3 separate regions of the Homo sapiens genome follow, and regions 2 and 3 are each linked to region 1. Evidence: chromatin loops called from intact Hi-C (ENCODE). Cell type or tissue: CD14-positive monocyte. All regions are shown on one strand. Each heading gives the region's core, and the rest is flanking DNA. Links, peaks and the distances in the headings are about the cores only.

Region 1 (8,000 bases), core at 1-8,000:
TTATAGGTCTGTGACAAGGAGATCAGAGATCTGAGAAATCACTCGAAAGTTGGTTGTTCAGAGGATATGTTTAAAAGAAATTCAGTTAATTATTAAATTCAAAAATAGAATTTTGAAAACATAGAATGAATCAAGAGACCCAGCCTACTTTCACCTAATGTAATTTTGTAGATTCAGCCTTTACAGTTTAATTTATGGCAAAGATTCCCAAGCGTTTCATGGAGATGCCTGTCATCAGAGTCTAACACATGAAATATCTCATAGTCTGTATGCAAGGATCTGTAAAGGTTTTAATTGCCCTTCTTTTTCTCTAGGTTTGGCCAGATCTGCCTAATGTAATTGTAGATGGATCCCTTGACCATGAAACTCAGGTTAAGGTACAGTTGTATATAGATTTTTGTCAACATTGCCCTAAACATCTGGATATTTACATTTTTTATCCTGATGAATAAGTAGCTAACCCTTCAGTTAAGTAGCCCTAACTTGAGGGTGCTTATCCACTGTTAGTTTCTTGGCAGAAAGAGATCCTCGAGTGGAAAGCTCAACAAACAGCGAACATGGAAATGTGTAGAAGGAAATCATCAATGAAATCCTCTCATAAGTGTGATTTTAATGGGCTGTGATTTGTTTGAACTTTATGACGCTTGAAAAATAATGAACCAAAGTCTAGCATTTTCTCACTAGAGGGGAATCCATTATGAACAGACTGGATTTTAATAAATTATCTGCATACAAAAGAAAATACAAGTCAGCTGAATGAAGGAAAGTTGTTAATCTCAGCCTGGTCATCTAGCATCCCCTCTACTCTGGAGTTCACTTGCCCCTGGATGACAGTCCTCCTTCATCTCATTTGAATAGTCTGGAAAAAGCTTTTGCTAATATCACACTGATATTTAAGTAAAAAAAAAAAAGAAAAAGTATTTGCATCTCTAAAGTTCAATTGTTCAGACACTGTTAATTTTCCAGTCTTGTGATTACATGTCCAGTTATTAAACAAATCCTGTATTTGAAAGGGATTATAAAGCTATCTAACCTTCTTCTAAGAAAATAAAGAATGAAGTCAGCCTTCCCCAATCTCTGCTTCTGTTGTAAACTCTGCAACAGCAGCAGATCTGAGATTAGAGCAGAGACTGATCTGGGCAGGCACAAATTCCTGTTCATCTCCCATTTGTGGTCTCCTGTATAGGCTGAGACCCCGACAATGAGAGTGTGTGTTATTCTTACAGCTTTACAGGGCCTACGTTGCCTTTCCTGACTTCTTTCGTAATAGCACAGCTGCGTGGTGGAAGAAAGAGATAGAAGAGCTCTATGCAAACCCTCGAGAGCCAGAGAAGAGCTTGAAGTTTGATGGATTGTGGATTGTAAGTGCACCCTTGGTTGTCTTTTTTTTTTTTTTGGAAATGTTAGCAAGTCAAAACATGGGGAGGAGAGACTAGCAAAGCAGAGACATAGGGCTGAAGAGATGAAAGGGAGAATCTAGGTGCTGTTACAGAATCTAGGTGCTAGGACCAAGAGAAGCAGAGATCATTGCTGATCTGCCCAGGGACATATTGTCTGGTGGATGTTGGAGCCCACAGAGGAGACTGCTACTGCTGGAGATGCCAGAGCAAAAGAGAAAGGGAGAAATCACCTCCCATCTCCAATCTCTTGCCAATATCACCCACTGGCCAAATCTACCTGAAAGCTTATTGTAAGGGAGTCTTACAGGGCAGAGCTGGGAGTGGGTGAGGCATGGAGTTGAGAGCAAGTAGACGTTTGCCATAGTACTGGGGCAGACAACTCTGAGGGAATGGCTTAAAGGGCCTGTTCAGATGTTTGCTGTAAATGCCAGTTGGCCTTAAAAGCAGGACTTCCTGAGATGTCCCTGGGATATATGTCCAAGGGCAGCTCTATCTATGTTTTCCTCTGTCCTGATTTCCTTCCCCACTGTCCAGTGGCCTGAAATCTTAAGCAAGCTCTAGGCCAGCTCTGAAGAGCTATTCAGCTCTGGGTCAGACTGGAAGAAGTCTGTGATTCACTCCAGAGACAAAAGTCCACTGAAAACACAGGGGCCTCCCTGACCACCCGCACCTTTGAGATAGTTAGGCACAGAATAGACATGTGAAAGGACACAAATTAACTCAAACAGGCAAATCAGACAGTGGAGAGTTGTGGGCAGCTTTGAGAATAAGAGATGCTGATAGCTCTGGGGTAGTATTTTTTTTTTTTTTCCAATGGAGGGAAAGCTGTAGCTGGGTAATTCAAAGTAATGAATAGTTCCTCAAGTACTTTCATTTGCCTTTAGTATGTCCTATTTAAAATAGTCTGGCTTTCGAAAATTTAACTTTTCCATTGTCAGAGTGCACAGTGAACATTCCCTTAGGAGCCCCTACTCCTTGCATTTAAGTAACAAATTCCCCAAAGTATGTTTTTATTTCCAAACTTGTTTCTGAGTTACATATAACTTTTTAGAAATATATTTATAGCAGAAAGTGAGATAACTCTCCTTGTGTTTGGCCTATGCCAATATCAGAATTAGTCCAAGCAACTGGACTAAGAAAAAATAGAGGAAGATAATAGTAACCTCTGGCCATAGACTAAAAAGTGAATAATCCATGCGTAGTAAAACAAGATGGGCTACCTCTGTTGGGGAGTTGTATCAAGGGGAGTTGTATCAAGAGATTTCCTTAGGTCCTGTGTCCAGCATTACCTCACTATTTTTGCCACTGTAAAACAATCCTTGTAAGTTTTAAAATGCCAGGTAAGCAAGGAGTTTAGCACTCCACTTTGGCCGATATAAATTTTTAGAGTCCATTTGGGTCAATGCCAGGGATTACACTACACATTTTTAGAGTCCATTTGGGTCAGTGCCAGGAATTAAACACAGTGAACTAAACCACCAGCTGAGCTGAGGGCTTCAAAAGTCATCTCCCTGAGTTAGTGTCCTCTATAGCCAAGGCCATCCTGCCCCTGACATGACGAGATCTTTTTTTGTTAACTCATTTCAGGATATGAATGAGCCATCAAATTTTGTGGATGGATCTGTCAGGGGCTGCAGCAATGAAATGCTAAATAACCCACCCTATATGCCATGTATGTAAAATAATTACTTCATCAACTTACTTTCCTACTCAAAGACTCCAAAAGTTTTCCTTTTACTGTCAAAGTGAAGCCTAATGTTGAAGACAGAAACCATTCTCCAACATGACATGAAATCCCAAGTAAGATAACCTTGAATAAGTGCAGCTAAACTAATCAAGCAAGAAATAATGACATGATGTGGTGTGAAAGAAACCAAACGATGCATGGTACATTTGATTCCATTGATAACTATGAACAGATTGCTAAAATTTTAAATAAACCCTTAAACACACACACACACACACACACACACACACACACACACACACGTGGAGAGATGTTCTTTTGATTAAAGAATTAAAACCTAGTTTCTGAAGTCTCTCTGCCCATGTAAACAGACATTTGATGAAGGATACTTTTTGGTCATTCTGTGGTACAAACAAAAATAGAATGTTGGTATCAAAAGGATCTCAGAAAGTTGAATCTTCTCGTGTTGCAGAGAAACAAGGAAGGAAATGACTCACTTCTAAAAGTACTGTACCACGGCTGAGGTGGGAGGATTGTTTAAGACCAGGAGTTTGAGTCTTGAGACCAGCCTGGGCAACATAGTGAGACCCATAAAAAAAAACAAACAAACACCAAAAACCAGAAAAACAACAACAACAAAAGGCATTATACCAGTAATCTATGGGACAGAATCTAGAATTCAAGTTTCTTGATGTCTACATCACTGTTATGCTGCCCATTTCTCACTCACTCACTCATTCATTCATTTTCTCCTTCATTAATTTAATGCAGGGGGTGTTTGACTTGCAATGGTCTGACTTATGATTTTCAACCTTACAATGGTAAGAAAGTGACATGCATTCAGTAGAAACCGAACTTTGAGAGCCCAAATAACCATTCTATTTTTCACTTTCACTATAGTGTTCAATAAGTTACAAGAGATATTCAACACTTTGTTTTAAAATAGGCCTTGTATTAGATAATTTTGCCCAACTTAGGCTAATGTAAGTGTCTGAGCACATTTAAGGTAGGTTAGGTCCATTCAATGCATTTTCAAGTTACAGTATTTTCAACTTGTGATGGGTTCATGGGGATATAATCACATTGTAAGTTAAGGATCATCTGTACTTATGTATCAAGCAAATGCTGTCAAATCAGAAAGATTTAGAGACACAAATACAAAAATGATTGAAATAGATTTATTCCCTGGAGAACATTACCATCTAGTGGAAGAAACAGTCCTAACAATGAAGGAGTTTATTATGTTGGCAAAAGGGCTATGACAACACTCTATAAATTAAATCAGAGTTGGTGCAAAAAGAAGGGGAGCTGCTTTTCCCAGCTCCATATTTTATCCTTACCCTTCATTAGTTATAAAGACACAGAACATTGTTTTCTATAGACTAAAACCTCATAAAATTGGGTCTGTTACTGGTAACAAAGTTGTTGATTGAAGTAAAGAAATGCCAAAATGATGGGCATTTCTAGTGAATGTGCAAATCATGTTGTTTAGGAAATAACTCAACATTTCCCCTCAGATTTGGAATCTAGGGACAAGGGCCTGAGCAGCAAGACTCTGTGCATGGAGAGTCAGCAGATCCTGCCGGACAGCTCCCCCGTGGAGCACTACAACGTGCACAACCTGTACGGGTGGTCCCAGACCAGACCCACATACGAGTGAGTGTCTTTTTGTCACAGCAGCAAAGATAATTTTCCACATCATTCCTTTTGCCATTTCATATTTGCATTGTGCATGTATCTACGTGATCCGAGTTAAATGGGTTAAAGTCAAAATTTCAGGCACGGTTGCCCAAGCAACCACCTCTGAGCGCATTTATCAAGTGGGTTACTAAATTCACCTATTTAAAGTGAGCAATTAGGTAATGTTTAGTATATTCATAGAGTTGTGCAACTATCACAAAAATTAAATTTTCGAACATTTTCAGAACTCGAAAAGGAAAACCTTTGCCCATTAGCAATCATTTCTACCTTGTTCCTACCTCCTGAGCCCTAGCCATTACTCATCTATTTTCTGTCTATGTGGATTGCCTATTCTGGACATTTCATAAAATGGAATCACACAATATGTGCTCTTTTGTATATGGGTACTTTCACTTGGCATAATGTTTTCAATGATTATCTATGTTGTAGCATGTATCAGTACTTGATTTCTTTTGACTAATAAAATTTCATTATATAGATACACCATATTTTGCTTGCCTATCTACCAATGAGTGAACATCTAAATTGTTTCCATTTTTTTTTTGGCTATTATGAGTAGTGATTATGTGAATATTTATGTGCAAGATTTGGAGTAGACATGTTTTCTTTGTTTTGAATATGTATCTAAGAGTGGAACTTCTGTGTCATATAGGAACTGTATTTTTAATATTTTGAAGAAATATCAAGCTGTTTTCTAAAAAGGCTGTACCATTTTACTTTTTTTTTTTTTTTTTTTTTTTTGATGGAGTCTGGCTCTGTCGCCCAGGCTGGAGTGCAGTGGTGCAATCTCGGCTCACTGCAACCTCCTCCTCCTGGGTTCAGGTGATTCTCCAGCCTCAGACTCCCGAGTAGCTGGGATTACAGGCATAAGTCACCATGCCTGGCTAATTTTTTTGTATTTTTTAGTAGAGACGGGTTTCGCCATGTTGGCCAGGCTGGTCTCGAGCTCCTGACCCCAGGTGATCCACCTGCCTCGGCCTCCCAAAGTGCTGGGATTATAGGCATGAGCCATCGCACCCAGCCTACCATTTTACATTCTTACCTGCATGTATGATAAAATGTATAAGAGTTGCAGTTCCTCCACATCCTTGCCAACACTCGGTGGTATTCATCTTTTTAAATTATAGACATTCTAATGGGGGTAAAGTGATATCTAATTGTTGTTTTCACTTTATTTCACTAATACTAATGTTATTGAGCATGTTTTCATATGCTATTGGCTATTTGTATATATTCAAATATCTATTCAAATCCTTTGCTCATTTTTGATAGAATCATTTTTTTTAATTATTATTGAGTTGTGGCCAGGCGTGGTGGCTCACACCTGTAATCTCAGTACTTTGGGAGGCCGAAGTGGGAGGATTGCTTGAGTCCAGGAGTCCGAGGGCAGCTTGGGCAACATAATGAGACCCTGTCTCTACAAAAAACAAACAAACTAGCCAGGCAGAATGGTGCATGCCTGTAGTCCCAGCTACTCGAGAGGCTAAGGTAGGAGGATCTCTTGAGCCTAGGAGTTTGAGGCTGCAGTGAACTATGATGGCACTGCACTTCAGCCTGGGCAACAAAGTAAGACTATCTCTACAGAAAAAAAAAAATTATTGGATCGTAAGAATTCTTTAAATATTCTAAATTCAAGCTTCTCATGAGATATATAGTTTGAGGATATTTTCTCTCATTTTGTAAACTTTTCACTTCCATAACCATGCCTTTTGGAGCACATTTTTAAAAGTTTTTATAAAGTCCTATTTATTCATTTACTTACTTATTCATTTGTCACTTGTGCTTTTGGTGTCATATTCAAGGAACTATTACCTAATTCAAGGTCATGAAGATTTATTCCTATGTCTTCTTCTAAGAGCTTTATAGTTTTAGGTATTACACCAAGATCTGTCATCCATTTTAAGTTTATTTTTGTGTATGGTGTGAGGTAGTGGTTCAATGTTATTCTTTCCTTCATTTTATTATCTTGACACCTTGTCAAAAATCAATTGACAGTAAATGAGAAGGCTTATTTTTGCCTTCTCAACTCTATTTCATTGATCTCTCTCTCTCTATATATATATATATCCTTATGCCAGTACCACACTGTCTTAATTGATGAAGTGTGACTCTTCCAATTTTTTTTTCAAGATTGTTTTAGCTACTATGGGTCCCTTGCATTTGATATGAATTTTGTAATCACTTTGTCAGTTTTGACAAAATAGCAACAGGGATTTTGATAGTTTTTACATTGAGTCTATAAATCAGTTTGGTGAGTATTACCATGTTAACAATATTAAGTCTCTTTTGATTCATTAGCATGAGGTGTCTTTCCACTTATTTAGATCTTTAATTTTTTCAACAATTATTTTTAGTTTTTAATGTATATGTTTTTGGCCATTATTTCTATAAATATTTATCTGTCCCTTTGTCTTTTCTTTTATCCTTCTGAGATTTTGCCACTTTCCAATGTCGTTGGGAAATTTCAGACTTGTTCTTTAGTTCTTCCCAGGACAGAGTGTGATCTTTTCTGTTCAACTGCCCCTTTCTGCTCAAGTATCTGAGCTCTCTGCCTTCTGTCCCCAGAGTTTACAAGAACCTCATACTATTTGATTTTGGGCTATCAACAGGTGATGTATCATGTTGCCCCTGGTGTTCCACAATCAGGGGCAACATGGTCTTCCAAACAGAAATTCTTCTTCCCTTTCCCACTTTCTTTACATCTTCATCTTTCAGTTGCTCTTTCACAGTCTTGCTTTCCACACCTAGCTTGAGGCTTTTCCAACCAAGGAAAAACTAGTTCTTCAGGAAAACACCCATGTCATTATATGAAATACACACAAAACAAATAGGTGTTTTGCAACCTCAGAGATAACCTTACCTTGGAAGAGTACAAGGATGAATAAGTCACAGTCCCTGCTTTCAAGGACCTCATTGTCTAATTATAGGAGTCAAACATGAGAGGGAAAATCAATTAACTCTACTGGGATAATCCAGAAAGTCTTCATAGAAGAAGTGATGTTTGAATGTTGGTTAAAAGAAGAGTAGAAATTTTCTTTTGGCAAAGAAGGGGCTTTCAGGGCAAAGAAAGCAGCAATAAGAAGATGTGAAAACTTGATAAAGTTTCTACCAAAAGCTCAACTTTCCCATGCACCATCCCCTCCTCTCTCTTCAGGGAAATTTGCTTTTCACACATCTGCATCCCATCGCCATCTTTCTCTTCAGAGAAGCTT
Region 2 (10,680 bases), core at 1,940-9,939, 430 kb before region 1:
AAAACAAAAAGTTATTCTGTATTGTAATTTAAAAATAAAATTTCTTCTATTTGAATTTTTAAAGTTAAAAACGTAAGTAAATCCTGTCATTGCTAACAGGGCCACATATGGACTCTTACTCTTTCCTCTAGACCCCCAGAGTGTAGAATGTGATACACTTTTGTCCTTTTCTCTGAGGATGTGCTGCCTAGTGTCGTGGAATCTGCCTGACCATTGCAAGCATCCAATTTTGTGACCAGTTCTTTTGCAGGAAATTGTTTCTGAGAAGACTGGAAGACAAGAAATATCCCACCTCTTCTAACAAGATCTGAATTGTTCGAAAAGCAGCCAGTGCCTAACTTGTAGCTCCACTTATGCCAACTGTATATATACCTCTCGTGAGCATAGCAAGTGATTTAATATTTTGAAAAGATGGCTAAAATCCTTTTAATGAACAGCACTAAAGTTATATGTATTAGAGGAGAATTATTGAATGAGATGGAGAAAGAGTTCTGAAATTAATATTTACATTTTGGCTTTTTTACAGATAATATTATATTTCTGAGTGACCAGACGAAAGAGAAGGAGTAGAAAGGATGATTCTTCTTTGGCCATCATTTGGTACAGTCTCATTTCCAAGTCATGTATAATCTTTATGGCTTCCAAGGACAAGAATTAAAATACTCTTTTACGTAAAATGAGTAATAATCTTTTTTCTGACTGTCGTTCTCGCTCTCCTTTTTGTGGTATAATCTTGGTAGCTACTATCTGTTATGGCATTTACTAGTTGTTTATTCTTCTAAGGGTGGTTTCTATGTACAGGTATACAAAATAGTAAACTTTCAGGCTCATTTGTGTTATGGCAAAGGGATAAATATGCTTTGGGAAGGTCTCCTGGTTTTTGTATACACTTTTATTACAATATTGATTTGTCCAATCAGTGAATTTACTGAGCATCACTGTATGTGAGACATTTATCCCATATTTGTAAATATTGATTTTCTTAACGTTTTGCTCTGTAGACATGAAGGCAAGGACTGAATCTTCTGTTTGCCTGCACTTTAAACCATGCTTTACATAGAATAGCCACTCAGTAAGCATTGATAGATGAATCATCCCAATGGGATTCTAAGCTTCAGCTCAAATTGAAGGGAGTTGCTGAGCAGTGGTTAGTGTCTAACCTAAACATCTTTAAGACTAACCTACCTTCTTCATATCTTTTGTTTTTGGACAGTTTCATTAGTAGCATTGATGAAACATAGTTTACCAGCAATAAGGACCTGAATAATTAGAGATGAAATCGTTCATCTCCAGGTGATGCCACAGGAGCTGTAGTTCTGTTCTTTCTCTGCCCCTGTTATCTGTGGGGAAAAGAAAGAGAGATCAGACTGTTACAGTGTCTATGTAGAAAGAAGTAGACATGAGAGACTCCATTTTGTTCTGTACTAAGAAAAATTCTTTTGCCTTGAGATGCTGTTAATCTGTAACCCTACCCCCAACCCTGTGCTCGTAGAAACAAGTGCTGTGTGCTGTGTCGACTCAAGGTTTAATGGATTTAGGGCTATGTAGGATGTGCTTTGTTAAACAAATGCTTGAAGGCAGAATGCTTGTTAAAAGTCATCACCACTCCTTAATCTCAAGTACCAAGAGACACAAAACACTGCAGAAGGCCGCAGGGACCTCTCCCTAGGAAAGCCAGGTATTGTCCAAGGTTTCTCCCCATGTGATAGTCTGAAATATGGCCTCGTGGGAAGGGAAAGACCTGACCATCCCCCAGCCCGCCACCTGTAAAGGGTCTGTGCTGAGGAGGATTAGTAAAAGAAGAAGGCCTCTTTGCAGTTGAGATAAGAGGAAGGCATCTGTCTCCTGCTCGTCCCTGGGCAATGGAATGTCTCAGTGTAAAACCTGATTGTATATTCCATCTACTGAGATAGGAGAAAACCGCCTTAGGGCTGGAGGTGAGACATGCTGGCGGCAATACTGCTCTTTAAGGCATTGAGGTGTTTACATATGTGCACATCAAAAGCACAGCACCTTTTTCTTTACCTTGTTTATGATGCAGAGACATTTGTTCACATGTTTTGCTGCTGACCCTCTCTCCACTATTACCCTGTTGTCCTGCCACATCCCCCTCTCCGAGATGGTAGAGGTAATGATCAATAAATACTGAGGGAACTCGGAGACCAGTGCTGGCACGGGTCCTCCGTATGCTGAGCGCTGGTCCCCTGGGCCCACTTTTCTTTCTCTGTACTTTGTCTCTGTGTCTCTTTGTTTTCTCAAGTCTCTCGTTCCACCTGACGAGAAACAGCCACAGGTGTGGAGGGGCAGGCCACCCCTTCATCTGGCGCCCAACCTGGGGCTAAGGGATCTATTCTATTTATTTGCGCTGACTGAATTTTTTCTTCCACTAATTTAATTTCTTTTGTTGCCTCTGGGGTTAATATTCTTTTAAGTCTGGTTCTCCTCTTAAGATAGAGAGCAAATTTGACATGGCATAAGTAGGAATGCCTAAAGTTGGCCGAATCCAATTAATATCGCCTAGCAATTTTTGAAAATCATTTAATGTTTTTAATGTCTTTTTTTATTTCTATTTTTTGTGGCTTAATTTTTCTATTTTCTATCTGCATCCCTACATAATGAAAAGGAGTAGAGGTTTGAATCTTATCAGATACTATTGCCAGTCCTGCGTTGGCAACCTCTGCTTACAGAAATGTGTAAGTCAATTAATTTGTCTTGTTTCTGTAGCACATAAAATATCATCAGCATAATGAATGATATAACAGTCTGAAAACTTGTCTCTAACTGGTTGAAGAGCTCGACCTATGAAAGTCTGACAAATAGTTGGACTATTAAGCATTCCCTGAGGTAACACTTTCCACTGAAACCTGGTGGCTGGTTATTATTTATGGCTGGTATAGTAAAGGCAAATTTTTCACAATCCTGCTCCGCCAGAGGAATGGTAAAAACGTAGTCCTTCAGATCAATTATAATTAAAGGCCCGGCGTTTGGGATCATGGCCGGAGAGGGCAACCCGGTTTGGATAGGTCGCATGGGTTGAATTACGGCATTTATGGCCCTTAAGTCCGTTAACATACGCCATCTGCTGGATCTTTTCTGAATTACAAACACAGGAGAATTCCAAGGCGAGAATGAAGGCTCAATATGTCCCTTTTCTAATTGTTCATTTGCTAATAAATGTAAAGCCTCCAGTTTTTATTTTGGTAGCGGCCACTGATTTACCAATACGGGTTTTTCTGTTTTCCAACTTAATGGAATGGTAAGTTTAGGAGGCTCTGCAGTGGCCACCCCTAAAAAGGATACCCTATTCCTTTTCTTTCTTGATTTCTTTCAGTCTCAATTGGGACTTTAATGCCATTTTCATTTTTTCCTAGTCCTTTTCCTGGTATATATCCCATCTTAGTCATGATTTTTTGACTCGTGGGGCTGTATAATGGAGCGGGCATAGTGATTTCCGCACCCCATTGTTGTAATAAATCTCGACCCCGCATATTAACAGGAATTGAAGTAATCATTGGCTGAACAGTACTTTCTTGATTATCTGGCCCTAAACAGTGTAAAATCATAGTACTTTGATGCACTTCTGAGGCTGTTCCTATGCCGAGAAGTCCTGTAACAGCCTTTTGTTTAGGCCAATTTTTTGGCCACTGATTTAAAGCAATGATAGAGACATCTGCTCTAGTGTCTACTAACCCTTCAAACTGTTTTCCTTGAATAATGGCCTTACACACAGGTCTGCTGTCTGAGACCTGACTTGCCCAATATGCGGCCTTTCCTGTCGGATCAGTGCTTCCAAACCCTCCTGTTTTTATCTGTTTCCAACCATAATATAAGGCAGGAGTAATAATTGAGCAATCCTGTCTCCTGGACTGGCACTCCAAGGAATTGAAGAGCTAATAACCAATTGAATTTCGCCTTTATAGTCTGAATCAACCATACCACTATGAATTTGAACTCCCTTTAGATTTAGACTTGAGCTTCCTAAGATTAGTCCTACAGTCCCTTCAGGCAGTGGGCCATATATCCCTGTGGGGTTTTTTTGTGGGGGTTCCCCTGGAAGCAGAGAGACTGCTTGTATAGTACATAAATCTACTGCTGCACTGCCACTTGTGGTGGGGGACAATTGTTGTATTGTGGTAACTGGCTCATTCCCTGAGGCACTTGGGACAGTGGGGGTTGTTGTCCCTGAAATCCCTGAGGAGCAAAGGGCTGAATTGGGAATGCCCCAGTTTTTTGTGGGGCCTGAGGCGGGCCCCTCTTCTCATTTCCCAACAATGGTTGCCCATTTCTATCAAATTTAGAATGACATTGACCAGCCCAGTGTTTTCCTTTTCGACATCTTGGACATAAGTCAGGTGGCTCTTTATCTGTTGTTGTAGTAGCTTGAATAGTTATATTTTGTTTATTTGAGACTGGGCAATTCTTTTTTAGATGACCAACTTGACCACAATTATAACATTTCCCCCCAAATGTTCTAACTTGTCTTCCTAAAGCAACTCCCATTATTGCTTGAGCCATAAACATAGCTTTATGCATAGCTCCTCCTCCATCACAGGCTTTTACATACTCAGATTACATTTGATTCTGTGGGAACCTTACCTTTTAATGGCTTAATGGCTGATTGACACTCAGGATTGGCGTTTTCATATGCCATCAACTCCACTATGACCTTACAAGCATTCTCATCGGTAATTGACTTTTGAGCAACATCTTGGAGCCTTGCCACAAAATCAGGGTAGGGCTCTTTAGAGCCTTGTCTTATTGTATTGAATGAGGGGCAGGCGGTTCCTGGGTCTTGGATTTTTTCCGAGGCCCTAAGGCAGATAGCTCTAACTTGCTCAATGGCCTCATTTTGCATTAACACTTGTTGACTAGTAGTGCTTCAATTTTGACCTGTTCCTAATAGTTGATCTGCATCTATGTTAACTGGAGGATTGGCAGCCCTGTTTCTTCAGACCGACCTGTTGTTGTGCCCCATCAATCCACCAAGTCTTAAATTGTTAAAATTGAGAGGGTGAGAGAGACAATTTGGCCAGAACCTCCCAATCATAAGGAATGAGTCTATGTCCATGAGCAATGGAATCTAATAATGTCCTCATATAAGGGGAGTTGGGTCCATACTGTTTTACTCCCTCTTTCATATCTTTTAGCATTTTTATAGAAAAAGACTCATATCTGGCCTCAGCTAGGGGAGGCTCTCCCTCTTGGGCCCCTTCTCCAGGTGGTATTGGTTCTAATATTACTGGGAATTGCCATGCCTCAATATCTCTTTGTTTTCTTGCCTCATCAATAATTTTATGTAATACACTACCCTGCTCACTAGGTGGTGCTGTAGGATTAAGTCTCATAGTGGGTGGCTGAGGGTATGGCGCCCTGTCCTGTGGGGCTGGGAACATTCCTGGCTGTCCATACTGATTTTCCGGGGGTGGCCGACACTTAAGTTCGGCTGGCAGCCAGTATTGATAGGCTACTGGCAGTTGGGTCTTATTTTCTACCGGCTGATATTGTGGATACTGTATTTGGATTGGCATTGCCGTGACAGAGACTCTATCTTTCTCTATTTGATATTCTCTTGGGGTTTGTACTTGCCTAACCTGCATTTGAGGTTGTAATGTTACAGGCATCTGAACTGCTGGAAGAGGAGTTGGCCCTCGTGGTTTAGACTCTGATGGCCCTGCTAATTCTGGACCTTTTTCTTCTAATTTTAACGTTTCAGGATATATCACCTCCTGTAATTGATTATAGTCAACATTTTGCATTGACTGAGCCATTACCGGCTCTGCTACATACTCACAATGTAAACTTTCCGTTCCTTTCCGGGATTTTATCTCTGCCTCTTCTTTACAATCTATTAAACAGCTTTCAGGGGCATCAGAAACTGAAACACTATCTTCTTCTGTTTGAAACGGTTCTAAAGCTACTTTAATAATGACCCAGTCATTCCATACTGTAAGTGGGATGATTTTACCCTCCCTACTTGCTTGTTTTAATTCTTTGCCAATTTTTTCCCAGTCTTTTAGATATAAAGTTCCCTGTTCTAGAAACCATGGGCAAAATTTTCTATTGTTTGAAATAGTGTGATTAGATTTTTTTGTAGAAACTCTAACTCCCCCCCTTTTTTTTTAAAGAATTTTAATAGAATTGAGATGAGAGGCATATTTACTTTTAGTTTGCCCCATTGTTACCCTGGCTTTTTCCAAGCGCGCAAGCTTACCGCAAGGCTGACTGTAGACGTACTTGGGAATCTCTCATTGACTTGTCCTCAATGACCACGCTCGAGCGTACCTTCACCCTAGAGAAAAGCACCCACGTTGGGCACCAGGTGAAGGGGTGGCCTGCCCCTCCACACCTGTGGATGGGGCATTGATAGATGAATCATCCCAATGGGATTCTAAGCTTCAGTTCAAATTGAAGGGGGTTGCTGAGCAGTGGTTAGTGTCTAACCTAAACATCTTTAAGACTAACCTACCTTCTTCATATCTTTTGTTTTTGGACAGTTTCATTACTAGCATTGATGAAACATAGTTTACCAGCAATAAGGACCTGAAATATAACTAGAGATGAAATCGTTCATCTCCAGGTGATGCCACAGGAGCTGTGGTTCTATTCTATCTTTCTCTGCCCCTCTTATCTATCCTTTTAGAGTCTTCTTCAGAACTCTTGGGGAAGGTAGAAGAGGATCCTCTTAACAACCTCTGTCAGTGCCTCCCTTAGAGCCTTAGGTCCTACATTTTCCTTTTATTTTTCCACATGAATCATTATGTACATCATGTAATCTTACTTTTTATTACAAGATTCAGGAAATTTTAGAATACTAATAATTTGCCAATAAAGATGAAATAGTAACTCAGTTTTTCAGTGCATCTTTTGCTCTTTAAAGTTTACATCAGCCCTCCCGAGGTCTGCCTGCCAGTTTGCTGCTGTATCCCAGAGGTTGGCTGCCACTGTGCAGGTTGTTTTGTTCAAATGGTAGAAGTCTCTCGTACTGTCTAGGCCACTCTGTCTCCAGTTTGGCCTCTGACCCAGCCTATATATTTGCTTCCCAGCCTACATGTTCTGTCCTCTCTGCCTGAGAGTACGAGTACAGTGCTAACTGTAGCTTAGGTCATATTGGACTTTATTAGGTTCAGAATTCCCAAGCTATGTTATAGGTCTGTGACTTTTTTGTTTTAAGGTATTTTCTGCACACTTGAGTAGCTTTTTTTATACCTACAATGCATTTTGGTTGAGGAAAGATGGAATTTTTTAGCTTTATCCTCTCCTTGCTCAGGAACAGTAGAAAATTCATTGCTGTTTTCTCCTGCCAGCCATCTTTCTTTTTCCTGCAGCTGGGACAGTTAATCAGCATATTAACTCTGCTCTCTTAAGTTCACACATTAAAACTGCCTGGTGATGTAGTCTTTATTCCTTCATGCCACATTCCTTAAGCAAAATTGGGCAGTATATAAAATTTATCTTTTTAGCAACTCTTTCTTCTATCAGCACAGCAGCTTTTATACTCCTTAAGTGTTGTGAGAAATTATGCAGATTAACAGTCCTGTTTAAGCAGGGTAATAAATCTCTGCTTTGGGAAAATGACATGGTGAACAGAAGAGCTTAATTACCAACCTGGAGCAGTTTCTCAGCCCTGAATGCAGGGGTGGAAGAGGATGCTGTGCTGGATCATTGTGAGCCGAGGGGCTCTGCTTTAAACTCTCCCCTGGAGGTTGCCTCTTCTCTCCATGCCTCTGAAAGGCTGTGGAGCTGAAGCAGTGGTGCTTTATCAGACTTAGGTGTGTAGCATGCAGTCTTCAGCATGCGTATGATTCTAGCAGAATGATTCTCGCCTCAAGTCAGTCAGACTTGCTAGGGAAACTTTGCCTACCCCTGGGAAGCCCTATCTGCTGAGAAACTTTCTCCTGCTCCCTAGCTGGTCTAGGAAGAGCGCATTTGGAAATATGATAGCAGTAAATAGCAGTAAAAGACTAGGGGTCTTCTAACCCAAGTTTTGGGTCTTGCATTTCCCTTTTTGATGTGATAGTGTCAGGGAATAAACCTCAGAAAACTGCACTGTGACCTCGATTTGGAGTTTCCTGTTAAATGGTAAGATGAATAGTATACCTAGAAGAATGGGAGAAAAAGTTTCAAACAGTATGTCTGGGGTATCCCATTTTTGAAAAAGAAGTTGTAATGAAGATAGGCTTAATGTCTGGAGGGAGAAACATGAGGATGTTATTATCTCTAGAGAGGGTGATTATGCGTGATTTTCCTTGTTTCTTTACAGTTTTTTAAATATATATTTTAGCATTGAACATATATTACTTTTATAATAAAAAAATAAAACTTTTTATCTGGGGAAAAAAACCTTTCCATTATTTCTGAGCCAGACTAATTTACTCATTCACTTTTAGTGAGTACCACTTTACTGGATATGAATGAGAAAATCTTTTATATATTTTCCCCCACTATCTGTATTTTAGCATCTCATGCTTTTATAATTCATTCATCTGTTAATACGTGTACACAGCCCAAAATGATTTACTTTGAATACCAACCTAGCCAGGCGCAGTGGCTCATGCCTGTAATCCCAGCACTTTGGGAGGCCAAGGCGGGTGGATCACGAGGTCGGGAGATCGAGACCATCCTGGCTAACATGGTGAAACCCCGTCTCTACTGAAAATACAAAAAATTAGCTGGGTGTGGTGGTGGGCGCCTGTAGTCCCAGCTACTGGGGAGGCTGAGGTGGGAGAATGGCATGAACCCAGGAGGCGGAGCTTGCAGTGAGCCGAGATCACACCACTGTACTCCAGCCTGGGCGGCAGAGCCAGACTCCATCTCAAAAACAAAACGAACAAACAAACAAAAAAACCAACCTATATGAGATCTACTGTTTGCTGCCTTTACAGTTCTCAAAGAATCAATCATTTCTTAAAACACACTGGACATTTTATTCAAAGATGATCCAAAAACACCAAAGATATATTTCTGTGGCAGTTTTGGCAATAGAGTATACATTTCTTTAGGAATTACTTGTCATTGCAATGTGGATTACAGCCTAACTTTTGCAGCCAAGTTAGGAGAAATTAGTGCTGTTTTCCCTTTGTTCCCTAATGAGATCATGGCAATTCTTGAAGGCAGGGTTTTCTTTTACTAAAACCACCCTTTTTCCCCAATCTAACTCAGCCTCACACAGTGACATGGAGATTGATAAATGTTTGTCATTCGGTTAGGTGGGACTTGAAAAGAAAATGAGGGCAGGATCACCTTGCTATTTTTCTGTTAGAGTTTGCATAATATTCTGTGAAGATTTGTGGGAGTAACAGCAAGAAAATCGTTGTGGAAAATGAGAGGCAAGTCCAAGGTTAATGAATTACAGGGAAATCTCTTAAAGATGTAACAATAATCATATTAATGACTGTCATTTCTCTTCTGGTTACTATGTACCGAGCTAAGCTAAGTACTTTTTATCATTGTCTCATTTAGCCATTATCCTAAGAAGAAGGTACAATAATCCCATTTTACAGGTGAGGAAACCCAAAACTGGGAGAGGTTAAATAACTTGTCAAAGTCATGCATCTTCCAGGATGCACACCTGGAGGTTGAACTCAGGTATGTGAAGTTTGCATTTTGCTTTCTGCCCAATGCCTGCCTCCACTTGCATTCATTCTCCACTGGCCCTCCGTATCCACAGATTCCCGCAACCAACTGTATTTGTCTGTTTTCACACTGCTATGAAGATACTACGTGAGACTGGGTAATTTATAAACGAGAGGTTTAATTAACTCACAGTTCCGCATGGCTGGGGAGGCTTCAGGAAATTTATGGTCGTGGCAAAAGGTGAAGGGGAAGCAGGCACCTTCTTCACAAGGCAGCAGGAGAGAGAGGGCACAGGGGAAACTGCTACTTTTAAAACCATCAGATCTGGGGAGAATTCCCTCACTATCAGGACAACAGCACAGGGGAAACCACCCCCATGATCCAGTCACCTACCAGGTCCCTACCTTGACACGTGGGGATTACAATTTGAGATGAGATTTGGGTGGGGACATAACCAAACCATATCATCCTGCCCCAGCCCCTCCCAAATCTCATGTCCTTTTCACATTTAAAAACCAATCATACCTTCTCAACAGTCCCCCAAAGTCTTAACTCATTCCAGCATTAACTCAAAAGTCCAAGTCCGAAGTCTCATCTAAGACAAGCCAAGTCCCTTCCACCTATGAGCCTGTAAAATAAAATTAGTTACTTCTAAGATACCATGAGGGTACAGGCATTGGGCAAATGTTTCCAGTCCAAATGGGAGAAATTGACCAAAATAAAGGGGCTACAGGCCTCATGCAGGTCTGAAAACCCGGCAGAGCAGTCGTTAAATCTTAAAGCTCTGAAATCATCTCCTTTGATTCCACGTCTCACATGTAGGCCACCCCAGGGCATGCTGATGCAAGAGGTGGGCTCCAACAATCTTGGTCTTGGGCAGCTGCCCCTGCGTTCCTGTGGCTCAGCAAGGTACAGCCCCTGTGTCCACTTTCATGGGCTGGTGTTGAATGCCTGCAGCATTTCTAGGCACTTGGTGCAAGCTGTCAGTGTATCTACCTTTCTGGGGTCTGGAGGATGGGTGCCCCCTTCTCACAGCTCCACTAGGCAATGCCCCAGTGGGGACCCTGTGCAGGGGCTACAACTCCACATTTTCCTTCCACACTGCCA
Region 3 (10,680 bases), core at 876-8,875, 420 kb before region 1:
GGAGGATAAGCAGAAACTTTTATAGCTAACTGTGATAGGGTGTGAGGAGTAGCTTAGAAGAGAATGGATAGGTGAGCTTTCAGCAGAGGAAACAGCATGAGCAAAGATCCAGAAACAAAAGTTTATGAAACAAAGGTGAGGCATGGAAAGTGGGTTGGGGCTAGATAGTAAAGGGCCTTGAAAGCTTTCAGAGAACTTTGGCAATGGGGAGCAATAGAAGGTTTGAAAACAAGGACATCTTATCAGAATTGTGCGTTAGGAGAACAACAAAGACAGAGTGAAGGGCTAGAAGGAGAAAGCCTAGAGGCAGTTAGGAAGCTCTAATAAGCCTAGAAAGGTTAGCAAGAATGGGGATGAGAGGTGACTTGAGGGGCGTTTGGGATTCAAGTTGATTTGACAAATAGTAATTGTGTACCAATTTTGTGCTGGACCCTGTGCTAGGCTCTGTGTTAGAGATACTGCAGAGAATCACTTATAGCTTCTGCCCAAGATCTAGTGGTGACACAACCACTATTGCTAAGAGGAAATGCAATTCAGAGGTGGTTCTGAGGTTCCTGCATGGAGATGTGTGGATAGTAGCACTTCATTTCTGAGTTTATGGAACATGGATGTGGGAGCAGAGTTGAGAGGGGGAAAGATAATGAGCTTAGTTTTGAATATGGTTTATCTGTAGACTTTCTAATGGCTCCTTGGCAGGGTATTAATTATATTAGTCTGGAGCTCCGAGGAGAAGTTGAGGCAGGAGTGATTATTCTTTTTCTTCTGCTAAACACATTATAAATGGTTTATGAGATAACTTTTTTGTTTTTTATTTTTAAATTTTATTTATCCTTTATTTATAACATATGTATGTATGTTGGAGTCTCGCTGTGTCGCCCAGGCTGGAGTGCAGTGGTGCGATCATAGCTCACTGCAGCCTCAAACTCATGGTTGCAAGTGATGCTCTCACCTTGGCCTCCTGGGTCGCTGGGATGATAAGCATGAGCTACCATGCCTGGCTGTGAGATAACTTTAAAGCATTCTAGCTTTCTATTGTAGATTCTAGCTTTCTGTTATAGAAAACCGTATTGTGGAAAAGATTTCCAGTTGCCTACCTGTTTTAAGATGTACCTGGGACTTGCCTTAATCATGTATGGTAGGAGACAACTGCTTTAATCATGTCACGGAGACAGCTGCTTTAATCATGTCACACAGACAACTGCTTTGAAAGAAGAGTCTTTTATTTCACAGTTCCCAATAGGAGGTTGCATGCTATGCCATGCAAGGCCACTCAGGGATGCACTGGAGTTGGTCAGGAGGAAGAAGGAGGGGGGAAAACATAAGCCAGAGGCTTTGTTGTGTTTTTCATAGGGAAGCAATGAGTAAGGCACCAGTGGAAAGCTAAGCAAGGTTAGGATTGGGTAGTTTGAATAATTTCAGCAGGCTGCAGGTTCTCAAGATGGTCCCTAGTTATCAGGTGCCTGGCCCTGGGGTGATTGAAGGCAAGGTCATAGTGTCCTGGGCTCGTTTTCTACCTAAGCAAAGGAGGTAGATGGGAGGGGCAGTGTGGATTCAGGATTGGCTGGTTTGCTTATCAAAGGAGTTTTCTCAGGCAAGTTGGCTAACTCCAGGAATTAGCTAACCTTGGGAGGGCATGCCCTCTCTGGGTCTGCAAGGCCCAAAAGTGTCAAAGCATAAAATACAGAAAATAAACATGATTAATGCACTACCCAGTATCTATTGTCCCTTCTGTATTTATAGAACCCAGATGTGACAGGGTGCACAGCACATGTACTGCATTCCTGTTCTTTTCAGTTAGGGGTTGCCAAGGGGCTATAGGCAGAAGTCACTTGGTGATGCTCTCAGGGAACTTTCTATATGAGTTACTCTTGGGAGGCGTATCCTGTGTGCTTCCCCAGACTCTCGTCCTACAGCATTTTCTTTTTTGTCTGAAATGTGGACATTTCATGGCTGGATTTCCAGTTGCCATCTTGGACCATGAGGCAGTCTTCAGAATGGAAGGTAGAAGAAGCTGGGATCTGCAATCACTATGCAACCACCATACCAGCCTGGACAGTTTGCCTCTGGACTGCTTTGGGAGACAAAAATATACCTCTCCTCTAAGCCATTTACTTGTGTTGTGTACTTAAACCTAATTCTTTCTTATTCATATATTGTTGACTTTATCTCCGTATACATGAGCAACTCTTTACTCTTATCTTTCTCTTACATGACCTTTCACGGCAAGTAGAAGTAAAATCTTTTCTTTATTCCCACAATCCTTTAGGTTTTAAACTAATGTCTCATTAAATTTAGGGAAGGGAGTAGGACATAAAAAGTATACAAACCTTAGCAATTAGCTTTAAAAAGAGTCAACATAAGCATACTTTAATACAAACTACGTACTGCTTAATTCTGCATATAGTCCTGAATGAAGATCCTTAATTAATAGCCGCTTGTTAAATAGAGGAGCTCTTAGGTTAAGAACAGAAGTATTGTTCTTATGCCTCCCTGGACAGTATTATAGCAGACTAGCAATCCAGAGTGGGTCTGAGACTTCCCACTGCAAGTCCAAGTTCGGGATGTAAGCTTGGCCACTTTCTGGTGAGGCTTCTCTTGCTAGCTTATAGCTTACAGCCATCTCTCTGCATGTAAGCCAGGCTCCAAGGGGCATGCCTTTTAATTCTAATCCATGATCAATGGCACTGAACTTTTACAATTTTATGCACTTAAACCTCACTCCAGGTGGATAGTGGCTCCTAGTGGAATTCCTTTTCTGTATCTCTGAGTCCTCCCTCCTGAGGAATGAGACTTTTTACTCTTCTGAGTAATTCTGAGCCGCCTCCATTTGGTGCCGCTCATCTTTCTGTTTTGGGTAACTCAGAGCCCTACACCCTTTGAAACTGAGTCCAAGTCCTCCATCATCTTTGTGACCTAGATCTCTTCCTTCTCTATGTGACACTGGACACTACTCATTTGCATTTTAGCAAAGAGCTGCAAAGTTTAGGTTCATTGATGGAATATGACAATCCATATCATCTGTGAAGAGGACAGACTAACCTGAAAGAGCCAGAGAGGATTTCCTAAATTGTGCTCTACGACAGACTAAATTGGGCAGAGACAAGAGACAGGTACAGTGAAGCAACAGGTAGAGGAGTAGATTAACGAGAAAAATATCACATCAGTGAGGAGATTCTATGTATCAACAGAAAGAACAAAGATCAGGGCTGCCTAATTGCTGACATGATGGGACTCACCGAGGGGGTGTTCCTGATTCTGTCTGGCACTCAGTTCACACTGGGAATTCTGGTCAATTGTTTCATTGAGTTGGTCAATGGTAGCAGCTGGTTCAAGACCAAGAGAATGTCTTTGTCTGACTTCATCATCACCACCCTGGCACTCTTGAGGATCATTCTGCTGTGTATTATCTTGACTGATAGTTTTTTAATAGAATTCTCTCCCAACACACATGATTCAGGGATAATAATGCAAATTATTGATGTTTCCTGGACATTTACAAACCATCTGAGCATTTGGCTTGCCACCTGTCTTGGTGTCCTCTACTGCCTGAAAATCGCCAGTTTCTCTCACCCCACATTCCTCTGGCTCAAGTGGAGAGTTTCTAGGGTGATGGTATGGATGCTGTTGGGTGCACTGCTCTTATCCTGTGGTAGTACCGCATCTCTGATCAATGAGTTTAAGCTCTATTCTGTCTTTAGGGGAATTGAGGCCACCAGGAATGTGACTGAACACTTCAGAAAGAAGAGGAGTGAGTATTATCTGATCCATGTTCTTGGGACTCTGTGGTACCTGCCTCCCTTAATTGTGTCCCTGGCCTCCTACTCTTTGCTCATCTTCTCCCTGGGGAGGCACACACGGCAGATGCTGCAAAATGGGACAAGCTCCAGAGATCCAACCACTGAGGCCCACAAGAGGGCCATCAGAATCATCCTTTCCTTCTTCTTTCTCTTCTTACTTTACTTTCTTGCTTTCTTAATTGCATCATTTGGTAATTTCCTACCAAAAACCAAGATGGCTAAGATGATTGGCGAAGTAATGACAATGTTTTATCCTGCTGGCCACTCATTTATTCTCATTCTGGGGAACAGTAAGCTGAAGCAGACATTTGTAGTGATGCTCCGGTGTGAGTCTGGTCATCTGAAGCCTGGATCCAAGGGACCCATTTTCTCTTAGAGTAACAGAGGGCATGGGGTGGAGCCCTTGAGCCTTTTGGCCTGGCTCAAGACTACAGGACTCTTCCTGACCTTCCTATGTTACCAGTTCCATAACATCAGTAGGAGAGAAACACTGACTGCTTTGCCCCTGGTCCCTGGGCACTTGTTCCAAGGTGAAAGCCACGCTTCTCACAGCCTCTCTCTGTATGGTGGTTGCGGAGGTGGGGAGGGTGCAGGAGTAGTAGTCTTGGAAATGACCATGTCGTAAGAACACTCTCACTATAAACATATGGTGCTGTATTTTAATAATCATCAGCTCGACATAATGAGTCTGATTACTAGTTTCAACTTAAATTAGATACTAACAGTGATAAACATAAAATTACATAGTAGACTTGAAGGAAAGAGCAAAAGCTTTGCAGTCCTATAGATGTGGGTTTGAATTCTGATTCTGGCCAAGATTTTTGGCCTCTGGTGAGTTACTTTAATTACCTGTCTGATTCCCTCTTCTGATCCCTACTGGCCATTTTAGCACAGTGTGTTGTGTACAGTACTCAGTAAGTGAAGGCTATTATTGCGCTAATATTGGATTGTGCAGCAACAGCAATTTCCATATGATTCCAGTTCCCACAAACACATTGTGTAATGATGAAAACAGTGGAAAGAAAATCAAGACCTTTAGATTCTAGATTCCAATTCAATCTTGCATTTCATGATCATTTTGCTAAAGTACATTTTCAAGTAATTATTTTGTAGATTGGGCAAAAGACCAAGTAGTTTTGTTTTTATTTTTGACCAAGATGCCTACCTGGTTTTAAAATTACAGTTTTATCAAATGTAATATAAGTGAATTTTGTAAGTTTAATCACTTTTATTTAAATAGAAGTATATAGGCATTGATTTACTTCCTGTTATTTACAATTTTGACATGTCAATGAAAAGATATTGCTTAATATCCTGAAGAATTCTCAAATTTGTAAACATATTCAGTTAATACACATGGCATTATTCAGAAATGTGTATTTCTAGCCCTAATGGGACTCTCAGAAGTGGACTGTTGTGGCTAAGAATGTAGACCCTGAAATTAGACAATCTGTGTTTAAATCTGGCTTTGGCCCTTTTGAACTGGGTGACCTTGGGGAAACTTCTTAACCAGTCTCTATTTAACTTTCTTCACCTGTAAAATAGAAATAGTAATTTGTGTGTGTGTGTGTGTGTGTGTGTGTGTGTGTGTGTGTGTGTGTGTTGGGATAAAGTTGTTGGAAGGAATGAGTGAATTAACACATGGGAAGTGCTTAGAGTTCTACATGGAACAAACACACAATAAAACTGCTATCGTTGTTGTTATTTTGTGAAAAGGAGCATACTTTGACATAATAAAAAGGAGTATATTTGGACATAGCATGAATGTCCATTACATTACTGGACATTTGGTCATATGTAACCAGAAATTGACATTAGGGTTGTTCTGGGATTTATATGTTAATTCCTAAAATGATGGGAATAAAATTTCCTTTGGTCTGCACAGTTTGCATTATCCCATTGGATTAAACACCTCCACAACCAGCAAGTGAGGGTTCAGGAGAAAAACCATATTACTGATAGATAAAATAAAGAACTGACTTGTTTTCATCACATTTGAGCTTGTAGAGTGAGTAAATTTTGTTAGCCCCACTATCATTAAATTGTCATTGTGACTTGGTGGAGCTTGGCCAACGGTCTGAGCAAGATTTCCAGGTTAACTCTGAAATACATATTTTCAGGAGTTGATGAGTGGAGTTTCTTGGCTATGTTCTGTCTGGTGTCAATTTCCATTTGTGGCCAGACAGTGTATTCATAGCCAGAGAGGAAAGATTTCTGAATTGTCCTTGGCTTTTCAGGCTTCTCCCCTTATTGCCCAGCTAGCAGATCCCCTTGAGAAAGGGATGAGTTCTGCCTAGCTTCTGGATGTTGCTGTAATATTCCAGGAATGAATACATGGTTCACTTCATTTTGATTCTGGCCAACCTTGATTCCAGTTCATTCCTTCCTGCCACAAACATTTATTTAACACTTATTGTGCACCAAGCACTGTACGAGACCAAGCACTGCACGAGACGCTTGTTCCTTGAACACTGTTCTGTTCTCAAAAACATTACTTAGTGCGTAATATAGACACAGAAACAAGTATTTAATTGCTGCATCACTGAAACACGTGCTTCAGGTACAATAAAGGGATCATCCGATCTTGAGGGTCCTGATGCAGGTGATCTTTGTGTCTAGACCCCTTTTGTGGCAGCCTTGAAAATGTGCGCTCGGATCTCTGCTGTGGAGGCACAATTGGCTGATGGCTCCAGCTTTGGAGATCCACTACCTTGAGGCCACATCTCCTGCAGGCTTCTCCCAGCCAGTGGTGGAGCACTGTGGAGTACTAAGGCAGGTCTGTTTTGCTGAGACATGCGACTCCTCTAACAGGCAATTTTGGCCAAGGACTCTGCATCAGCTTGGTCGAAGTTTTCTTGGACCTCTACTGCACTTTAGAACTCTCTCTACCCAATTATTCCATACCCCCCTTTACCTCTCCCCCCCTTTTATAGCTGTCAGACCTACATTGCTCTCTGAATACTCTGCTCACTTCTTCTGGCTCCCACCCACCTAACATCTCTTGCACATCTAATCTTTTTTAAGCCTCTGCCTCTTGGCAGACCTCTCATATAAGTAATCTCTGTATTAAAAAGCTAGTGCAGATGATAAAGATACTCACTAAAAGACATATAAGTGTATGTGCATATGTGTGTGTGTGTGTGTTCTAAGTGCACCAGAATTCTAGAAATCATTCCAGATTCTGCCTTCTTCTACAGCCTCAATATCCATTTAGTTGCCAGATCCCTTTGGTTGTACTTCAAAACATTTCCCTCAAATGTTCCCTGGTCTCCATCTCCACTCTTTTCAGCCCATCAGAGTGATTACAACAGGATTCTAACTAGTTTCCTGCTTCCAGCTCCATCCCCTTCCAGCAAAGCCTTTCCTTATTACTTGGATTGTGTTCTTCATACAGTGAAAATATGAAAGTAATGCTACCCTCTTGAAAGTCTTGCAATGGCTCTCCATTGCTTTGGGTAAAGTCCAAACTACTTAGTTTACAGCATAAAGTCAGTCTTCATTTGGTCTCTGTTTTCTTCTTTTTAGTTTCATCTTCTCGTTCCTTGCTTTTCCAAAAGAACTTTGAACTATTTCTAGTTCCCAAATATGCCATACTCTTCTTGCTACTATGCTTTTCCATGTGCTGCTTTCTATGCCTAGAATTATCTTTCTTATCAGCTGTGTCAACTTCTCTTATTCTTCAACACCTTCCTCCTCTGGGAAACTTTCTCTGACTCTTTCAGGTGACGCTAAGCACTTATTCTTTGTGTTTTTCTAATGTTGTACATGCCTCTGATCACATTAGTATAATAATTATGCCCAAATTCTGTACCTACTATGGCATAGATACTTCGTGATTTATCTTTCCAGTTTCATCTCCCACTACTTCTCTTCCTGTCCTTGTACCCCTCCCCTCCTCTGTTTTCTGAACCCACCACACACTGTCACCTCTTAGTCTGCATGTAGAGTTCTCTGCTTCCAATATCCTTCTTTCTCCCTACCTTAGCTTTTTTTTGGATAATCTCTTTGCATCCTTTAAGACTTAATTTATATGTCTTCTCAGTTCCTGAACTGCCAAAACTGGATCAAGTGCGCCTCCTGAACACTCCTATTGCGCTCCTTGTGTTTCCTTATTATGGCGTCTAAAACTCTCAACTCTAATAGTCTATTCATCTGTCTTTTTTACCATGTTGTATATTCTTTGAAGGGAGGATGTGCTGTGGGTGATTCTTCTCTATTTCCCTAGCACCTAACAGTGTCTGGCTGATGATAACAGTTTATAGAATGAAAGAACCAGTGAGGGGAAGTCTAGTGTAGTAGAAAGAGCTCAGTCTCAGACCTTTCAGCTTAGCCACTTCTTTGCTGCTGTGGTTTGGATGTCCCTTCCAAAACTCATGACAGAATGTAATTGTGTCCTTGTAACAGTGTTGAGAGGTAGGGCCTTTAAGAGGTGATTCGGTCATGAGGGCTTTGCCCTCATGAATGGATTAATGCAGGAGTGGGTTTGTTATTGCGGGAGTTTGGCCCCCTTTTCCTGTCTTGTTCTCATGTACACATTCTTGCCCTCTGCCATGTTATGAAGTACTAAGTAGGCCCTCATTAGATGCTGAGTTGATGCCAGCACCATGCTCTTGGACTTCCCAGCTTTCAGAACTGTGAGCCAACTAGACTTCTTTTCTTTATAAATTACCCAATATGTGGTATTCTGTTATAGCAGCAGAAAATGGGCTAAGGCATTTGCTCTGGTATTAGGCAGTCACTTATTTTCCCTGATCTTCATTTTCCTCACTCATAAATAGGGATAACCATATACTCCTCCTAGGATGCCTGATGCACTGCTGGGAACATAGCAAGCATTTAAAAAACCACAAGTAATGGAAGTTTTCTTCTTTCTCTTAAGTGCCATCTATACTTTTTTGAAAAAAATTTTTTTTTTCTTATTTTAAATTTAATCACCTTCCATCTGGAAACTGAGAAGGAGATGTTTAGCTACTATTTCATATAAATTAATATTGACAGAAGACTGAATTTCTTTGAAGATAATTTAAAAAAATAAAAGTAACAAATCTGAAAATGTTTACATTACTTTCTTAAAACTTCTGAAATATTAGCTAATAAAAGAATCTTCATGCCAATTTTGATTTTAGATTATCAATAACTTTTAACGTAGGGTCTCCTTAAAAAGTCTCATTTATAGAAATCATTGCTACAAAAAGCTTAAGGTAGGGTGTATGTTTTTTTGCCCCAACTTTTTTTTTTATTATACTTTAAGTTTTAGGGTACATGTGCACAACGTGCAGGTTTGTTACATATGTATACATGTGCCATGTTGGTGTGCTGCACCCATTAACTCATCATTTAACATTAGGTATATCTCCTAATGCTATCTCTCCCCCCTGCCCCCAACCCACAACAGGCCCCAGTGTGTGATGTTCCCCTTCCTGTGTTCATGGGTTCTCGTTGTTGAATTCCCACCTATGAGTGAGAACATGCGGTGTTTGGTTTTTTGTCCTTGTGATAGTCTGCTGAGAATGATGGTTTCCAGCTTCATCCATGTCCCTACAAAGGACATGCATTCATCATTTTTTATGGCTGCATAGTATTCCATGGTGTATATGTGCCACATTTTCTTAATTGAGCCTATCATTGTTGGACATTTGGCTTGGTTCCAAGTCTTTGCTATTGTGAATAGTGCCGCAATAAACATATGTGTGCATGTGTCTTTATAGCAGCATGATTTATAATCCTTTGGATATGTACCCAGTGATGGGATGGCTGGGTCAAATGGTATTTCTAGTTCTACATCCCTGAGGAATTGCCACACTGTCTTCCACAATGGTTGAACTGGTTTACAGTCCCACCAACAGTGTAAAAGTGTTCCTATTTCTCCACATCCTCTCCAGCACCTGTTGTTTCCTGACTTTTTAATGATCGCCATTCTAAATGGTGTGAGATGGTATCTCATTGTGGTTTTGATTTGCATTTCTCTGATGGCCAGTGATGATGAGCATTTTTTCATGTGTCTTTTGGCTGCATAAATGTCTTCTTTTGAGAAGTGTCTGTTCATATCCTTCGCCCACTTGTTGATGTGGTTGTTTTTTTCTTGTAAATTTGTTTGAGTTCATTGTAGATTCTGGATATTAGCCCTTTGTCAGATGAGTCGATTGCAAAACTTTTCTCCCATTCTGTATGTTGCCTGTTCACTCTGATGGTAGTTTCTTTTGCTGTGCAGAAGCTCTTTAGTTTAATTAGATCCCATTTGTCAATTTTGGCTTTTGTTGCCATTGCTTTTGGTGTTTTAGACATGAAGTCCTTGCCCGTGCTTATGTCCTGAATGGTATTGCCTAGGTTTTCTTCTAGGGTTTTTATGGTTTTAGATCTAACATTTAAGTCTTTAATCCATCTTGAATTAATTTTTGTATAAGGTGTAAGGAAGGGATCCAGTTTCAGCTTTCTACATATGGCTAGCCAGTTTTCCCAGCACCATTTATTCAATAGGGAATCCTTTCTCCATTTCTTGTTTTTGTCAGGTTTGTCAAAGATCAGATGGTTGCAGATATGCAGTATTATTTCTGAGGGCTCTGTTCTGTTCCATTGGTCTATATCTCTGTTTTGGTACCAGTACCATGCTGTTTTTGTTACTGTAGCCTTGTAGTATAGTTTGAAGTCAGGTAGCGTGATGCCTCTGGCTTTGTTCTTTTGGCTTAGGATTGACTTGGCAATGCGGGCTCTTTTTTGGTTCCATATGAACTTTAAAGTAGTTTTTTCCAATTCTGTGAAGAAAGTCATTGGTAGCTTGATGGGGATGGCATTGAATCTATAAATTACCTTGGGTAGTATGGCCATTTTCACCATATTGATACTTCCTATCCATGAGCATGGAATGTTCTTCCATTTGTTATTT

The links. Peaks named below come from ENCODE experiments on the same cell type or tissue, not always from the same donor. Only the 100,000 strongest peaks of a DNase experiment are listed, where the experiment ranks them.
Region 2: a loop joins it to region 1, with 8 times the contacts of the local background. A loop is called at or near these places in 5 of 110 quality-filtered maps.
Region 3: it touches region 1 in a loop (2.9-fold over the local background); 5 of 110 quality-filtered maps call a loop at or near these places.

The regions. Positions count from the first base shown.
Region 1 is chr7:142,184,763-142,192,762 of GRCh38, forward strand. It overlaps MGAM2 (maltase-glucoamylase 2 (putative)), which reads left to right. Exons shown (of 48, transcript NM_001293626.2): 34 at 315-377; 35 at 1,227-1,361; 36 at 2,988-3,072; 37 at 4,605-4,743. Among named protein-coding and RNA genes, the nearest start is that of PRSS58, 69 kb to the right of the region's middle. In CD14-positive monocyte, for the core only: CTCF peaks have their summits at 4,325 (motif pointing left) and 4,529; a DNase peak (open chromatin) is centred at 3,599; H3K4me3 peaks cover 941 bases; H3K27ac peaks cover 699 bases.
Region 2 is chr7:141,749,785-141,760,464 of GRCh38, forward strand. SSBP1 (single stranded DNA binding protein 1) reads left to right here. Exons shown (of 7, transcript NM_003143.3): 7 at 527-704. The coding sequence ends at 570. Among named protein-coding and RNA genes, the nearest start is that of TAS2R3, 9.0 kb to the right of the region's middle. In CD14-positive monocyte, for the core only: CTCF peaks have their summits at 3,075 and 5,319 (motif pointing right); a DNase peak (open chromatin) is centred at 5,337; H3K4me3 peaks cover 570 bases.
Region 3 is chr7:141,760,937-141,771,616 of GRCh38, forward strand. It overlaps TAS2R3 (taste 2 receptor member 3), which reads left to right and starts at 3,161. Exons shown (of 1, transcript NM_016943.2): 1 at 3,161-4,261. The coding sequence starts at 3,223. The coding sequence ends at 4,173. In CD14-positive monocyte, for the core only: no CTCF peak of the experiment used is centred there; no DNase peak of the experiment used is centred there.